Linked DNA regions of Homo sapiens: region 1 is linked to region 2. A link is a contact called in ENCODE Hi-C data. All regions are on one chromosome and are shown on one strand. The core of a region is the stretch at or near the end of the contact, and the rest is flanking DNA. Distances in the headings are between cores, read along the strand shown. Region 1 overlaps ADGRL3 (adhesion G protein-coupled receptor L3). Region 2 holds the start of ADGRL3 (adhesion G protein-coupled receptor L3).

Region 1 (5,917 bases), core at 1,876-4,375, 540 kb after region 2:
AGTACCTTTTGTGTGTAATGACCTCTTTTCCTCTGGGTAGCTATCCAGTAGTGGGATTGCAGGGTCAGATGGTAGTTCTACTTTTAGTTCTTTAAGGAATCTCTACACTGTTTTCCATAGTGGCTGTACTAGTTTACATTCTACAAGTGTCATTTTTAAAGTCTGAAATGGTAACCTTGGAGGAAAGACATGAAAAAAAAGCTTAACTCCTCAAAGTATTCTAAAAGTGGTTTCAGGAGTTATTAATTCCAGTTCCTTACTTTTCCTAACACTCATCCCCTGACTTTTAATTGTCACATTTTTTAAAATCCCTACCTTTTGTTGAGCTACCCAATTGTATGACATGTATGTTTGCATTATTTTTCAGAAGAAATGTCTTGAGAAATGGTACAATCTGTGAAACACTGTTTTCAACAATAGCTATGTTAAGAAATTAATTTCAATTGACTTTTTAAACTTGTATTTAAAATGCTTTCAGAGACTCTAAGTGAAGTTTCTCCTTGAAAAAAATCGTTAATTGGCCAGTTTTTCTTGGCAAAGTTTAGAAGAAGTTTAAAATTCATTTACTATGTTTCTCTAAAAACATTACTTTTGGAACACTATCCTGTTGTCACCTATTCTGCATGATATTAAATGTAAAATTGCCAGCATTTTTGTCATTTCTCAGCATGAAATTGGTGGAAACATAAATCAGAACTTATTTTGATACTGCTATTTAGCATTCATATAGCAAATATATTTGCAAATAATTTCTTAAAATTTTAAATAATATAGTTATATTTCACATATTAAGGAAAATACAAATGCAAAGCATCTCTAATTTTTTATAAAAAGTTTTTTTTGGAACTAAGTAGACTTTGATTCATATTGTAATAATCTTATTGATATTGTTTTAGTCAGTTTCTTCTACAAATTACTTTTTTTTTTTTGATTGGAGACAGAGTCTCACTGTGTTGCCCAGGCTGGAGTGCAGTGCCACACAGTCTCGGCTAACTACAACCTCCATTTCCTGGGTTCAAACGATTCTCGAGCCTCAGCCCCCTGAGTAGCTTGACCTCCCAAAGTGCTGGGATTTCAGGTGGGAGCCACTGAACCCAGCCCATCTACAAATTCATAAAATGTCTGATAAATACTTGGTGCTTTGTAAAGACTGTTGAATGATTAAATGGATAAATGGACTATGTTTTTTAAATCTGCTTTTTCAAGATACTAGGTGAATAGGAGTATAATTTCTAAATGTGATTTATTAAGATTACGTGTATGCTCCTCAGGTAGTCATCTTCACTGTCAGCACATGGATCTATAATCTAAGTTTTAGTAAGTCACTCCCCCCACCCTGTACCACCAGCTTCTCCCTTGCTTCACCCACATTGTTGTGAGCTTTGGTAATCTAAGGGGCAGTTTAGCGTGTGATAAACAGAAGTACATTAATACGTAATGTGTTTTCTTCCAGAAGAAATTAAAGTCAGTAATTTTACAGTATGGAAGAAAGTGGGCAACTGTTTAAAGAATTCTATATTAAGAACATAAATTGTTTAGTTGACAAATTGTAGGGATTTCTTCAACTTGAAGAAAATGGAAAATATATTATTTTTAGAAATGCATAATAGTTGTGTTCTCTTGAAAATACATTTTGTCTAAAGAACCAGTGATTCAGCTTTGGACACAGGTACCAAAATGATTTTAAGCATTAGCACTTGAGTACAAAGTACATGTGAAAGCACTTCCTCTGTTTTTTCTGGGCAGAGCACCAGATACAGAACTATCAAATCTAGAATTTTCTTCAAATATACTTTCACCTGAGCCTATTTCCTATCTTATAAAATACAATATAAAAGTATACCTTTATTATTACCTTTAACTGGCTATTTTTTGTAAGATGTACATTTAAAATGTTCAAATAATACTCAGCTGCTTTGCAGGTTATTTGAGTGATTCTCACATGAGCATCATAACTCTAAAACCATATGTTCTATCCTGATACAGCTGGTGGGAGGGGGTCAGATAGTTGCATCACTTACCTTTAGCTATGATTAGTGCCTGGTTTTGACTGACTTTCACCTTTAACTCTTCTCTCTCCCAAACCACCTTCTGCCAAATTGATTATTCATTAATAAAGAACAGTGAGAAGAGAGGTATTTTCTTTGACTCCTACAGTTTGTTTCTAAGCTGTCCATCAAACATTCTAATTTTCCTTGTTAAATATTCACGTGTTTTCCAGTATTTGCTACTGAAGGAGGATGGGAAAGTAGGTTCAAATTGGTAATAACAGGCATAGAAGCTGAGTTTCAAAAATTTCCTAAAATTAGTATGTCTAACAGATCTAAAAATCTACTGGTTGAGATTTAGTGAAAAACACATCCAGCAATAAGTACTAACAATAGAATGATAAAGAGATGTAGCTACTGTCTTGTTACCTGCTGTTCTGCTTCCCAAACACAATCCACATTTTCTTGAAAGCCGTTTGAGATTATGTAAATATAACCATTCTTATGTACGCTAAAGATGGTAGAATCTAAACCAACAAAAAGCCTACACATAACAGTTTAACAATGAGGATATGGTGCACCTTCTGTCCTTATAATATGCAAATTAAGTGCATTTGTATCTCCAGTAAAAGCTGTGGCTGTGTAGTGATGAATAAGAACTTTAAACACACATGACACCTCGTTAAAATGTAATTTTCACATCATATATCTGAGCCCTTTACTATGACAGCTGAGTAATGTGAGTGCTGGGCAGAGAATCCTGAACATTTTGAAACTGCCACGTGTTTAATAGGTAGCTGAATCTGCTTCCTGAATGGTTTAGTTAAATATGGTGCACCCTCGTCAGAAAATGGAGCCTAAAAGTAGTAGGATCTTAAATCAAACTTGTCCTCAGCCTAGGGTATGATTCCTTCACAGTTCCACTTGAGATACCACATTGTCTCTAAAGTTTAATTTACATCTATCTTAGTAGCTGAGTGAACTTTACAAAAAGGAAAAAATAGTCAGCAACTTGTTGCTAATTTCAGCCCTATCTGTATTTTTATGCATCAGCTGTTTTCTCTGTCTGCAGAGGAGCCCCTTCTTTTTCTTTCCAGTGCTGCTTCTTTGCTTGCAGTGACAGCTGCTGCCTGAAGGACATTGCTGCTGCTGATTTTTCAGGGAGCACAGCCAAAGCTTGTGAAATTTGCAAGAGCTATTCCATTGCCACTTCACAGCAGCTGAATTTTCTCTTACGCTTTTTTTTAAACCTTTCCTGTATTTTTATGTCTTCATAATTGAGGGTAAAACTTCCCAGAATGACATCTGCCTTTCAGGCTCTGAGTAAAAGAATCACAGTCCTGTACAAAGCAAAGCTGAACTTAACTATACAGCTGAACCTAGTGTTTGTTATTCATCTGACTAGGTGACCTTCCAAATGGATGAGAGAAGAGGCAAGGAATAAAAAGGTTCACAAACGCTCTAACGTTAGTTGTGTTTCTACAGAATGATGTCCCTGATAAATGTATAATTGTTAGACATGAAATCAAAATCATTTATATGTGTATTTCACAGTAATAAAGAAAGATGACTTATTTGTGAATAAGCTTCCCACTCACACCAGCTGTCCTTTCTGTAGCCATTTCACTGCTCATTAGCATGTCCACCAGAGGGCAGGCAGGTGGAACTGGAATAGTGTTGTTGCTCTTCATTGGCACGTCTTTTAAGGGTTGGTAACAGTGCCAAAAGTAATGATTATCTAGGGGTTCCACCGTAAGAATCCAATGCTTCTACCCATCTTAGCACAGATAAGTGAGAGTTGACTCTATTACGTAATAGCTGTTAGAATAGCCAAGTCAGACATATGCTTCACTTCTCTGTTTTTAACCTTTTATTATTATTATTCTTACTCTTCTTCTTCTTATTATTATTATTTTTTGAGATGGAGTCTCACTCTGTTGCCCAGGCTGGAGTGCACTGGAGCGATCTCGGCTCACTGCAAGCTCCGCCTCCCGGGTTCACACTATTCTCCTGCCTCAGCCTCCCGAGTAGCTGGGACTACAGGCGCCCGCCACCACGCCCGGCTAATTTTTTTTGTATTTTTAGTAGAGACGGGGCTTCACCATGTTAGACAGGATGGTCTCTATATCCTGACCTCATGATCCACCCATCTCGGCCTCCCAAAGTGCTGGGATTACAGGCGTGAGACACCGCACCCGGCCTGTTTTTAGCATTTTTAAGTAGTGTTCAAATACCTTGGACTAGGCTTGACAGGCAATAGTATGAGTTTTTAAGCACAAAGGTATTTCCTTCTTAATAACTACTTTACCACTAGAAAGCTAAATTATCGGATAATAATGATTAATGACAAAATAATTCAAGATACGTAAATGACAGGTAAAATCTACTATACTATATAATTTTACAAGATGAGGTATGTTAACTGATTTCCCTGAAAACAAATGGAGAACACTTCATCTTATTTACTTAAAAAGAATTCTGGCTGCTTTTCATTATACCTTTCAGTAGTACAAATCAATGGCCAAACTTTTTGCATCTATTTATACTAGCGAAGATACAAATCAAAATTAGCCAGTGCTTTCTATATAAAATGCCTTGTGACTGCAATATTTTAGCCTTAAATTTTTTTTTTTTTCAATAATGTTAGAAAAAACAATTCTGGCTGGGCTCGGTGGCTCATGCCTGTAATTCCAGCACTTTGGGAAGCCAAGGCAGGCGGATCACAAGGTTAGAAGATCTAGACCATCCTGGCTAACATGGCGAAACCCCGTCTCTATTAAAAATACGAAAAATTAGCTGGGAGTGGTGGTGGGTGCCTGTAGTCCTAGCTACTCAGGAAGCTGTGGCAGGAGAATGGTGTGAACCCAGGAGGCGGAGCTTGCAGTGAGCAGAGATCAGATCGTGCCACTGCACTCCAGCCTGGGTGACAGAGCAAGACTCCATCTCAAAAAAAAAAAAAAAAAAAAAAGAAAAGAGAAAACAATTCTGCCAAAAAACATACAGGAGTAAGTGAAGAGTTCGGTATTTGTTGACATTAAGATTTATCTGAAAATTATCTCTAATGCTAGTTATTTTTTTAAGTGAGAATGTCTTTGAAGAAACTTTTGCCTTTCAAAACAAGAAAATAGTACTATATTTAGAAACACACTACTCATTAAATGATGAAATAGATTATTTTTAAAACATGGCAAATCTTTCAATATCTACGATAATTTGGCTGTTAGCATTCATATTTAAATAGTAAGTGAAAGTTAAGACTTCTGTATTTTATGAGAAGCCCACTGAGGGCCATGGGTAGTTTGTGGTGAGGTAAAGTGGAATTGAAAGAATTAAGAAAAAGACAGGGGCTGGAGCCAAGATGGCCGAATAGGAACAGCTCCGCTCTACAGCTCCCAGCGTGAGTGACGCAGAAAACGGGTGATTTCTGCATTTCCATCTGAGGTACCGGGTTCATCTCACTAGGGAGTGCCAGACAGTGGGCGCAGGACAGTGGGTGCAGCACACCGTGTGCGAGCCGAAGCAGGGCGACGCATTGCCTCACTCGGGAAGTGCAAGGGGTCAGGGACTTCCCTTTCCTAGTCAAAGAAAGGGGTTACAGACAGCACCTGGAAAATCAGGTCACTCCCACCCCCATACTGAGCTTTTCCGATGGGCTTAAAAAACGGCACACCAGGAGATTATATCCCGCACCTGGCTCGGAGGGTCCTAGGCCCATGGAGTCTCGCTGATTGCTAGCACAACAGTCTGAGATCAAACTGCAAGGCAGCAGCGAGGCTGGGGGAGGGGCACCCACCATTGCCCAGGCTAGCTTAGGTAAACAAAGCAGCAGGGAAACTCGAACTGGGAGGAGCCCAACACAGCTCAAGGAGGCCTGCCTGCCTCTGTAGACTCCACCTCTGGGGGCAGGACACAGACAAACAAAAAGACAG
Region 2 (5,630 bases), core at 3,079-5,578:
GTAGAATTCACGGGTCTTTTTTGGATTGAAAAAGAAGAAGGGTGAATAACTTGAAGCAAGGAGGGAATATAAGATACCAAATTAGCAGGGCAATATAATCTGGGTAAGATTTTATAGACTTAAAATGGTCCTTTGAGAAATATCCCAGGGTACAGAAAGGGTCACTGAGTGCTTCTTGGGATTGGGCTATCCCATAGGGTAGTCTAATATGTTCTGATAGCCCTATGTAATCCATATTTGCATCATTATTCTACTGAATACCAAATGCCTTAAAATTCTAATCATGCCATGGCATCCTAGGAGTCTGAGTGCTATGCTTTGCTGTCTGCGTTGCAGATGTGATTTAACTCTGATTACCTTGATTTGTCAGTGAATTTAGGCCCAGTAGCATTTAAGATAGTAACTGTCTGCGGATATCTGACTGAGTATTAGAGAGTATTGTCCCTGATGGCAATAGCTCAGTAATTTGAAATCCTGTGAAAGCTTACATCTGGTTGAAGTAGAAGGTCATTTCATGTGAGAGTAGCACTGTCACGTGTCTGCATTATCCACACATTTGGTTACTGAAAGACTAATATATGCAAGCCCAGCCCAGGGTGGTATGCAATGGTAAGCCAAAGGATGAGGAGGAGCTAAATCATGAAAGAATCCTGATATTCACTTGGACACATGACTGCCTAGAGTAGTCTACATTTTCCATGTAAAGGATGGAATGAAAGGGGAAATGGTGTATGCAACTTTAGGAAATTTTCCCTGGATACAAGAATGCTCTTCTCTTCCTCCTTCTTCCCTTTCGTCCTTGCTCTTGCAAGGTAGGTGTGATTGCTGGAACTGAAATTAGCAACAGTGGCCACAGATGGCTGAGCAAGAAGACAAAGTGTCTATTTCAGTTTGGAATGCTTTTGAGGGCCATACCTGCACTAGACCACCTACCTCTAGATTTTCATTTGAAAAAGAAACAAATTTGTCTTGTTTAGGTCACTGCTACTTTTTGTTTCTGTTGCTTGAAGCCAAATTGAATCTTAACTAATATAGTATGTATGCATCATTTAAAAAATTATTTTTGCTTATCAACTTTTTCCCACTAACTATTGATTTCATTCCGATAAGGGGGCTTTTATTGAGTATGAAAAAAGCAAGATTACTTTGAATATGTAAACATTACATACCCTCTCCCCTTTTATAGCAATTATGGCTGAGATGTATATCATTATACAAAATCCTTGTCCATATCTCTGCTTTTTTCTGTAGATGAGATATCTATACATAGAAACACTGGATTTAGTGGCATATATATTCTATAAAGCAGTTGTTTCATATTGTCAGCTTCCTTTCTAGAGCAATTGTGTCACTATATATTACTAGCATGGAGGCATGCCTGTCTCAACACACTTTCGTTAGAGTTTAGTAATAGAGCACTGTTGCTATTTCAGTTAATTTTATGGTAAAAACATGAAACATGATAGATCTCCTAAATGGATCTATTTTTATGTATTAGATTTCTATAGGCAGAACATATTTCCTTGCATTTATTGGCCATTTGTATTTATTCTGTGAACAGATGGTTTTAAGGTCTTTTCTAAACTTCCATTCTGTGGGGATCTTAGTATATTTCTTATTGATTTGAAAGGGTCTTTGGTCTAAAAATTTTAATTAGTCATTTAAATGTTTTAATTCTCTTTATCTTATTTGATTAGATAATCACTTTTTTTTTTCATTTTTAGAGCCCTTTTCCCTTTGGTAAAAATTATTTTTTTTCAATTTTAACGGTGCTGAAGCCTACAGTGCCATCTTTCTAAAAAACCACTCTAGTTTGCACAGAGTTACATCATATGATAGTATCTGTGCTCAAACATCATCTGTATGATGTCTTCTCCTTGAGAAGAAGGTGTTAAATATATGTAACATAGGTGTTAAATACAGTAGCTAAGAGGACACAGAATTTATTTTATTTTTATGGAAGCTTCACCTTAGAAGAACATTGGCAAGAGTCATGGATTTCCTGGCAATGAAGTGGGATGTTTTATGTCTTAAATCAGATATAGAAGACTATGTCCATGAGATTAAAAATGACTTGGAAGCATGAAGTTTGAGATTAAAATATAAGCAGCTGCCTTAAATAATGCTGCCTTGACATTTGATTAAGTTATACAAACCATTAACCTATTCTCTTTCTTTCATTGCTTTTCTTTACTCATTGGTTATTTTTATTCACACACCCCGATTTTTGGTTCTTTCTCCCTCGTTATTGTCTTTGTAATTTTGCTTATTTGTGGTCAACTCCTCCGTGGTGAACACTTCCAATTACTTATTTAACTGACTATGCTTAGTTTTCAGTTAATATTTCATTTATATAGATACACATATATGTATATCTATGTGTGTACATATGTGTGTGTATAAATATACATGTAAAACTTTTACTTTGAAATTTCATTTTCCTGCATCCCTCCAGACCTCTGTTGTGTTAAAGATGATTCTAAAAACTGATCTATAGCTACTATTTATTTAATATTCTCATGCTACCACTAATAATCTTTAATATCTATATATTGTCATTATATATTTTTATCGATCTAAATAAATATTAAATATGTATTTAATGTTTCTGATGCTACCACTAATAATCTTTAATATCTATACTTGTCATCATATATATTATTACAATGTTATTTTTATTACTTGGTTGTTTTATTATACTTAATACAACCATTAAGCATTTGAGAAATGAATTGAGTAACTTCCATTTTTCCTCCTTTACAAATAAGAGCCTCTTGTCACAATTGGCTAGAGTTTACTCTTTCCAAAACTATTTAAGTAACAAGTGACTCCAGATGTCAATTTGTATTTTCTTTAAGTACCCAGGGGAGTTCATGGATGTCCTGTATTAAGCAAATTCAAGTAGCATAACTTCAGCTTGTGAACATCTAGTTGGTCAGAATTCAGCAATATCATTAAATCTCCCTTCCCACCCCCAATTTTTTTAAAGGACTAACTATGCGCAAAGGACTGTAGATATAATCTTTCCTTATACAGATGATTAAAACTAGCCATTTGCATTCAAGAAAAACTGTAATCTGAAGAAGCAAATGGACAAACCATTAATGATTAAAAAGGAACAAGGAAAAAGGCAGAATAAAATAGGTGTTAGAGGAGATGTCATCAAAATGTTACAGGGTATCATGAAAGGAGTGATTTTTGGGGAAGGAGTCTTGGTGAGAAGAGGCTTCTTGGAGAACGTTGGATTGGAGTTGAGCTTTAAAGAATGAATGACATTTTAACTGTCACTTTGTGTTGGGTATGTTTTTAATTCTAATGAGGTTTCAGGTTCTTCAGATATGCTAGGATTGATGTTACCTCTTAAAGAGCTCCTAGAAGTCGTTAGGTCATTCTAAATGTATACATTGAAATACAATTTGGGAAATTTAGCTAGGGATGTAATGTGCTTGTTGAATGAATATGATAAATCTTAATGATTTGAGTGTACTGGTATAGAAAATAACATCTTAGCCATTTGAAATCACGACATTTTAGAGCAGGAAAAGACCTTACAAATTATGTAATCAACAGTCTCCTTTACAAAGAAGGCACCAAAAGGTTCAGCAATTGACCAAGGCCACTCATTTAACTTGACCAGACTTTTCCTCTGTCAGAAGGCATGGTTTTGGAATCCGCACCTTTCTGTATCCATTATGGTAATTTCCATTGATGATGTGAAATAAGATAATTGAATCTCCACGATTGTTCATCAGACAGGGATACTTTAAACCGTGCAATGAACTTGCAGGTCGAGTTAAGTTTGAAGGAACATAAAATTGACCAAAGGCAGGAAACATTTTCAGACTCGGTACTTGCATAATGAAAATACGGAATAATCCGCACCTGAAAAAATGAGACACTGGCAGGACTTTCAAGCTGATGTCGTTTACTCACCTAGGGTGGAGTGGGAGAGGAAGACAAGAGGAGAAAGGGGGGAGGGAGGTGATGGAGAGTGGGAGGGGGAGAGAGGGAGGGAGGGACAGAGGAGGAAGTGGAAGAGAGAGAGAGAGAAAGAATGAGAGAGAGAGAGAGAGAGGGAGAGCGAGCGCCGAGGCGGGCCTCGAAGCCACTGGAGAGGTACCCTTTGTCTGACAAACCCTGAAAGGGAAGCCTCTAGTAGCAGCCCTCCCGTTCCCACCTCCAAGCGTTTGCCGAACTGCTAGGTGGAGCCCGCGCCGCGGAGCCCACGAGCACTCCATATCCGGGTTTTGCCGGCCACCCCTTTCCCTGGCGCGAGCCCCCTCCCCGGCTCTCGGAGCTCTTGCCGCTGGCCCGCCCGACCGCTGCTCATTCTGGCCTCCGCTCCGGCCCCGGCTGCGCCTACCCCGCGCGCAGGCTGCACGGTCCCCGCGCGCCCGCGCTCTGACCCGCTGTCTGCGCGTCGCCCCCCTCGCCTGCTGGCCCGGCACCGCTCGCTCCAGTTCCCAGGAGCGGGGATGCAGATGCTGCAGCTGGTCGGGGTGGGCGCCGCCGCCGCCGCCGCCGCCGCTGCTGCTGGTTTTTCTCGGACTGCTCGTTGCCTCCGCTCCGGCAGCTGCTGCCGCCGCCACCGCCGCCTGTGACTCGCCCCCTCCCCTTTCTTTCTTCTCTTTTTGCCTTGGTCCTCTTCCTACGGGTGTGCGCGCGCGCGGGTTGCACGGTTTGCTTTGGCAGGAGCTCGCTCGTGTGTGCGCGTGTGTGAGTGTGCGTGTCTGGAGAGCGCCAGTGCCTCGCTCGCTCTTGGGGAGTCGAAGAAGAGAAAGAACCGAAGAGACAGCGGCGGCGGCGCAGAGCCCGGGGCCGCGCGATGAAGCTCCCACATGCCCGCAGCTGCCCGGCCCGGCCGGCGAGCTAATCATCCACCCCACGGGCTCGGGGTTCGCCGGCCCCCGGGACGCAGCCCTCGGCGGCCGGGCGCCCGCTCTGTCTGCGCGCCCCCTCCGTGCACCGGGGAAGGAGTTTGTGTGGCTCTCGCTCCGGCTGTCCGCGGAGGTTGCGGGCTTGAGAGGGGACCCTCGGCTGGGAGAGAGCCTCGGGAGGACGAAGAGGAGGACGGTTTGGCGGAGAAGCCACCCCTGGCCCTCGCGGCTCCCCCTACCTATTCCATCGCTCCCGCTCCGAGGCGGAAAGGGGAGGACGTGGAAGAAGAAAAAGAAAGAGAAGGGGGGTGGGGTGGGAGAACTGGATATAAAGATCGGCTGGGGGGATGGTGGAAGATTTTTGGTCTCTTCGGCAGCGTCTTTTCTTAAGCGGCGGCGGCAGCAGCAGCAGCAAGAGAAGGAGAAGCAGCCCCAGCTATGACTGCCGCATGTTAATAGCTGCCGCTGGGTCCCTCGGCTGCTGCTGGAGACAGAGCCTGACTCCGAAGTTGTGCAACTGTGGACTGGGAGAGACATTTGAACCCTCTTTTCTTTTCGCTCCCCTTTTGCCCCCTTGGGGTGTGTGAAGCGAGGAACGTAAAGGAAGGCGAACATTTGGCTCTCTTTTTCCTTCCCCTTTCTCCGTGGCTGTGTAGCGGAAGAAAGGGAAGAGAGACTTTTTGTTGTTGTTTCCTTGACTGGGGTCTCCACCCTCCTGCTGCTTTCTCTGCGCTTCGATTCTCGTTATTTGCC

Evidence for each region. Hi-C counts contacts between places; a loop is a spot of excess contacts on that map. Pooled maps may share reads with other maps.
Region 1: a map of heart left ventricle shows a loop between it and region 2 (5-fold over the local background). The contact joins the enhancer-like site here to the promoter of ADGRL3 in region 2. A Hi-C loop is called at or near these places in 2 of 168 maps with a recorded cell type or tissue (breast epithelium and heart left ventricle), 1 of 37 single-sample maps with no recorded cell type and 8 of 50 pooled maps.

The regions. Positions count from the first base shown.
Region 1 is chr4:61,738,391-61,744,307 of GRCh38, forward strand. All of the region lies in intron 8 of ADGRL3 (adhesion G protein-coupled receptor L3), which reads left to right. Among named protein-coding and RNA genes, the nearest start is that of ADGRL3-AS1, 420 kb to the right of the region's middle. Within about 2 kb of position 3,126, at least 3 of the 41 ENCODE cell types and tissues checked have a DNase peak (open chromatin) inside an H3K27ac peak, as active enhancers do.
Region 2 is chr4:61,195,998-61,201,627 of GRCh38, forward strand. It overlaps ADGRL3 (adhesion G protein-coupled receptor L3), which reads left to right and starts at 4,329. Exons shown (of 27, transcript NM_001387552.1): 1 at 4,329-5,630. It overlaps LOC124900173, which reads left to right and starts at 3,090. Exons shown (of 3, transcript XM_047416555.1): 1 at 3,090-3,177; 2 at 4,145-5,630. The coding sequence starts at 3,090. The coding sequence ends at 5,319.